Regions from separate parts of the Homo sapiens genome. Here region 2 is linked to region 1. The links are chromatin loops, found by intact Hi-C in ENCODE. Cell type or tissue: PC-9. All regions are shown on one strand. Each heading gives the region's core, and the rest is flanking DNA. Links, peaks and the distances in the headings are about the cores only.

Region 1 (2,913 bases), core at 314-2,813:
TTAATCAATCCTCCCACCTCAGCCTCCCTCCCAAGTAGCTGGGACTACAGGCGTGGTCCTACTTGTCTCAGGTCCTACTTTTTCCTGTGTCCCTGATTATTGTTTAGTCCCAGCTACTCAGGAGGTTGAGGCGGGAGGATCTCTTGAACCTGAGAGATAGAGGCTGCAGTGAGCTGTGATTGTGTCACTGTACTCCAGCCTGGGGGACAGAGTGAGACCCTGGCTGGAAAAAAAAAATTGTTTTAAGACTTTATTGCTCCTATTGGAATAAGGGAAGAAGTTGAACTCAACTCTGAATACAGTGAAGACAATTGGGGATTTACAGCAGAGGAGCAGAGTGAGGGGATCAGTGGGTGGAGAATTACTAAGAGGAACTTGATTAGATATCAGGGGCAGGGGGATTCTTATTAACTGACTTAGGATTGTTGCTAACGCTGGGCTCAGCAGTCCAAGGTCAAGGCCTAGCTGAGAAGATGGCTCAGAGGAGCCCAACTAAAGTTTCTAAGGAGGGGTCTTTGTCATTTCTAGGGCTTTGCATGTGAATGCTCTTGACTGAAAATAGAAATTAACCCTTGACTGTGCAATCTGATGGCCATTGTTTTCCTATGCTAGGCTGTCAGGTACCTCGTTGACCAGGTAGGGTGAGGCCAGGGCTTGGAGCTGAAAGCCATTTACAGCAGGCAAAGATCAAGCTCTTCCACAAAGACTTGCAGTAGGAATCCTCTGGGGTAGCAGTTGACAAATATTCTCTTCTTGACCAGCCTCCAGTGAGGCTCCTTGAAGCCCTTGAAGCATTGACTTTCAGTGTCTGCTCTTGTGGGGCTTGAGTTGCCCATTTTAGCAAGAATCCTGTTAATCAATTTATTGAGAACTTCTTACCCTTGATATCTAATCACTCAATATCTGATCAAATTCTCCATCCTCCACCCCGCCCCCAGGTGATATCTGATCACCCAGGCCTACCTTCAGCATAATCCTGTTAGGTCTGTTTAACCAGAATCCGTGCTACCCCTGACATTTCCTCTTAGTCATTTTCCATCTACTGCCCCCATCCTGCTCCTTGGCTGGGGTAAAAACCTGTTTGTGCATGCTGTATTCAGAATTGAGCCCACTTCTGTACTGAGGTCTCTTTCCCCTTATTGCAGTACTTTCTGATTTAAATCTGTTCTTACTGCCGTAACTACCATCAGACACTGATTTTGTTTGACTAGGTCTGAGCGGGAAAGTTCCGAAGAATAGGAGTGGCTGAGTTAGCTACGGAGTTCATTTGGGGCCGGGAAGCAGAGAGGAAGACAACGATAATTATGATGAAGAACACGTTTTTGATGTCAGAAAGTACAACACTTCCCATTATGCACTGCATGTGAGCCTCACACCTGCCCTGCAGTGGAGGAGTAGATAGTTTACAGGTGAGTGAGCCCAGAGGGAAGGGGATTTGCCAGTGATCACGAGGCCAGCGAGTGCCTTTACTACTTCGTAAGACCCCTATTAAGTGAAGTAGAATTGTTCATTCTCTCCACCATATAACCAAAGCACAGCTTGGGAAAGTGATTTGACTAGAACCTTTTTCGGAAGCTGTCTGCAGTGGTTATCATCTCCTAAAGGAAAGTCAATTTAAAAATTAAAGGATGTACCCACTAGGGGGCAGCAGAGACCAGCTGTGCCTCACGGCTTCCCCACCATGTGTCTCTAATTTGCCACTGATCCTTCGGTGAGAATTCTTCAGCTATTATTTTAATTAACAGACTGCTCAGTCTGTGCTTGCAAAATATCTGTGAAAATCTGCATACACCTCTCTCTCTGAATTCTCTTGGAAATCCAAGGGATTATCTTATCCATGTGTACTGTTCTAGTAATATTAATTTACTTCATCCTCATAGCAAGCAGCCCTATGCAGTAAATACTGTCATCCCCATTTTGCACACAAGGAAACTGAGGCACATAGCCATTCAGTATTTTCCCCAAGGTCACGCTGCAAGGCAGTGACAAAGCCAGGATTTTTTGTTGTTGTTTTTTAAGACAGAGCCTTGCTCTGTCGCCCAGACTGGAGTGCAGTGGCGCCATCTCGGCTCACTGCAACTTCCGCCTCCCGGATTCAAGTGATTCTCCTGCCTCAGACTCCTGAGTAGCTGGGATTACAGGCACCCGCCACCACACCTGGCTAATTTTTGTGTTTTTAGTGGAGACGGGGTTTCACTATATTGGCCAGGGTGGTCTCGAGCTCCTGACCTCAACTGATCCGCCTGCCTCGACCTCCCAAAGCGCTAGGGTTACAGGCGTGAGCCACCATGCCCAGCCTCAAACCCAGGATTTAAACTCAGGCAGGCAGACTCCAAAACTGACACCAGCCACTGTAATCTGCTTGGGAGAGGGGCTGCTCCCCTTCTCTGGACCTCTTCTCAGACCCATGTGCCAAGTGTTGATACAAGCACTCCCCATGTAAGTGCTGAACACCAATAAGTTTCGGGAAGTGTGCAGGCAGTGGAGATAAAGATAGCAAGGCAGGCAAGGTCCCTGCCTTCTTGGTATTTACAGGTTGAATATTAAAAGACACACAATGTCTTTCAGCATGGAGTGTGCCTACTGTGTGCAAGCTCTGGACATCCTTACCTAACTGTGACATGCTACCCACTGTGTGCAGGTCTTTACATACTTTATTTCATTTACTCTCATTTTATTTTCAGTTAGGGTCTCACTCTGTTGCTCACGCTGGAGTGCACTGGCACGATGGCAGCTCACTGCAGCCTCGACCTCCAGGCTCAAGTGGTCCTCCCACCTCAATCTCCTGGGTAGCTGGGACCACAGGTGTGCACCATCACACCCAGCTAATTTTTTAATATTTTTTGTAGAGACAGGGTCTCCCTATGTTGCCCTGGCTGGTCTTGAACTCCTGGGTTCAAGCAATCCTCCCAC
Region 2 (2,913 bases), core at 173-2,672, 290 kb after region 1:
AGATCTAGTTGTTTAAAACAGTGTAGCACTTCCCACTTCTCTCTCTCCTACCACCATGTGAAGACGTACTTGCTTCCCCTTCGCCCTTCTGCCATGATTGTAAGTTTCCTGAGGCCATCCCAGCCATGACTTCTATACAGCCTGCAGAACTGTGAGTCAATTAAGCCTCTTTTCTTTATAAATTTCCAAGTCTCCAGTAGTTCTTTATAGCAGTGTGAGAGCAGACTAATACACTTGGTCATACTCTAGATCAGAAATCCCAGTCTCTGATGGAGGGACTAAGTAATTCCATTGTGTGGACCAGTTTGAAAAGGACTGCCATAACCCTTGCAGGTTGCTCCCTTGAAGATCACTAAAAGCAAAGTTTAATGTTATCATTATTATTATTATTTTTTGACACAAGGTCTTGCTCTGTTGCCCAGGCTGCAGTACAGTGGCACAATCATAGCTCACTGCAGCCTCAACCTCTCCTGGGTGCAAGTCATCCTCCCATCTCAGCCTCCCCACTAGCTGGAACTACGGGTATGCACCACTAAACATGGCTAATTTTTAAAAATTGTTTTGTAGAGATGGAGGTCTCACCATGTTGCCCAGGCTGGTCTCAAACTCCTGGGCTCAATAGATCCTCCTGCCTTGGCCTCTCAAAATTTGGGGATTATAGGTATGAGCCACTGCACCCCGTTATGTTCTTATTTTTTTTATCATGCTCCATTTTCCCAAAGCATTGGAAATAGTTGGCTACCAACTAGGTATACACTCTTAGCATTCAAAGCCTTCTGTGGAATTGCTTCTAATAAAATTGGAACCTTGCACTGTTTACATAAGTAGGTGTTTTGGGACATTATAAACAAAGTGGGGCAGGGCCAGGAATCCAGAAATGATACGTATTCTTTGCCCTGGGATAGGCACCAGGCAGGTGGTGGACCCAGCTTCTGACAACAGAAAATTATCCTGCTAGACAGGCAGAACTTCCTGTTCACTCAGCAATCCATGTCTGTGCTGAGCCAGTACAGTGACACGTTAACTGAGGCAAATAGGAAATGCTATGGGGCATCAAGGAAGTAGTTACTCTCCACCCCTGGGAAAGTAGTCAGTCAGAAAAGGCTTCAAGAAGGTGACTTTTGAGCAGATGAAAGTGTCCAGAGTGTGTACCAACAAGCAATGTAAGTGGCAACCCAGGAATCTTGGTCAGAATCAGGAAGGAGAGAATTCACATTTATGGAGCCCTACCTCTGTGCCAGGCAGTAGTAAACATGTCAGAAGTGTTTGAATGGGAGCAGCTCCATCTTGAACAGGGACTGAGTAAAATGAGGCTGAAACTTGCTGGGCTGCATTCCCAGGAGGTTAAGCATCCTTTGTCACAGGATGGGATAGGAGTTCGGCAGGACCGGTATCACAAGCTTCAGGTCACAAAGACCTGGCTGATAAAACAGGATGTGGTGAAGAAGCAAGCCAACACCCTCCAAAACCAAGATGGCAGTGAAAGTGACTTTGGTCATCCTCACTGCTCATTAAATGCTAATTATAACGCATTAGCATGCCAAAAGACACTCCCACCAGCTCATGACAGTTTACAAATGCCATGGCAATGTCTGGAAGTTACCCTATAGAGTCTAAAAGGGGGAGAAACCCTCAGTTCCGGGAACTCCCCACCTCTTTCTGGAATGAATAATCCACCCCCTCACACAGCATATAATCAATAAAAAACCATAAGTATGCTCCGTCAAGCAGCCCATGCTGCCATTCTGCCTATGTGATAGCCACTCTTTTATTCCTTTGCTTTCTTTCTTTTTCTTTTTTTTTTTTTTTTTGAGACGGAGTTTCGCTCTTGTTGCCCAGGCTGGAGTGCAATGGCGCAATCTGGCTCACCTGTGACCTCCGCCTCCTGGGTTCAAGTGATCGTCCTGCCTCAGCCTTCCAAGTAGCTGAGATTACAGGCATGCACCACCATGACCGGCTAATTTTTTTTTTTTTTTTTTTTTTTAGCAGAGACGAGGTTTCTCCATGTTGGTCAGGCTGGTCTTGAACTCCCGACCTCAGGCGATCCGCCCGCCTTGGCCTCCCAAAGTGCTGGGATTACAGGCGTGAGCCACCGTGCCTGGCCTCCTTTGCTTTCTTAATAAACTTGTTTTCACTTTACTCTGTCAGCTCACTCTTGAATTCTTTCCTACACAAAACCAAGAACCCACATGGGCTCCCAGGCTGAACCGCAGTTTTGGGGTTCGCCCTGTGACAAACAGGGCACTGTGAAAGGCTGTGCCCCAGAAAGCAGACTCTCTGAGCTAGAGATCAACATGCAGGAAGTTTATCAGGGAGTGACCTTGGCATCAACATCTGTTGATGGGAAAGGGAAAAAAGGAAAGCAGGATTGGGCAGAAGGGAAGTTGGGCTGTAATGCGGTCTCACTGAATATCTTAGCTGCCAGCACAGGGAACATTGAAGATCAGAGAGAACACTGAACAACTTTTTCATGTCACATATCACACAGCTTACACATCTCAGAGCAGAAATTTGAGTCTGGTTCTGATTCCAAAGTTCGTATTCTCTCTAGGATGTGCATTCTCAGTGGCAGATATGGGGGCAGGGAGTAATATTGTCTTCAAGGGTATAAAACTGGTTCTTCTTTTTCTTTGAGACAGGATCTCACTTTGTCACCCAGGCTGGAGTGCAGTGGTGCAACCTCAGCTCACTGCAGCCTCGACTTTCCTGCATTCAGACAATCCTCCCACCTCAGCCTCCCAAGTAGCTGGGACTATGGGCATGTGCCACCACACCCCACTAAGTTTTAAAACATTTCTTATAGAGATGGAGGTCTCGCTATGTTGCTTGGGCTGGTCTGGAACTCCTGGCCTCAAGCGATCCTCTCGCCTTGGCCTCCCAAAATGTTGGGATTACAGGCATGAGCCGCCACGC

The links. A loop is a pair of places that touch in the nucleus more often than their neighbours do. Peaks named below come from ENCODE experiments on the same cell type or tissue, not always from the same donor. Only the 100,000 strongest peaks of a DNase experiment are listed, where the experiment ranks them.
Region 2: a loop joins it to region 1, with 4 times the contacts of the local background. A loop is called at or near these places in 6 of 110 quality-filtered maps.

Annotation. Positions count from the first base shown.
Region 1 is chr15:80,968,958-80,971,870 of GRCh38, reverse strand. It overlaps a transcript of MESD not described here. Among named protein-coding and RNA genes, the nearest start is that of MESD, 19 kb to the left of the region's middle. In PC-9, for the core only: CTCF peaks have their summits at 1,423 and 1,624 (motif pointing right); DNase peaks (open chromatin) are centred at 1,020 and 1,650; H3K27ac peaks cover 402 bases.
Region 2 is chr15:80,678,079-80,680,991 of GRCh38, reverse strand. No RefSeq gene overlaps it. Among named protein-coding and RNA genes, the nearest start is that of ABHD17C, 16 kb to the left of the region's middle. In PC-9, for the core only: no CTCF peak of the experiment used is centred there; DNase peaks (open chromatin) are centred at 991 and 1,341; H3K4me3 peaks cover 1,126 bases; H3K27ac peaks cover 2,500 bases.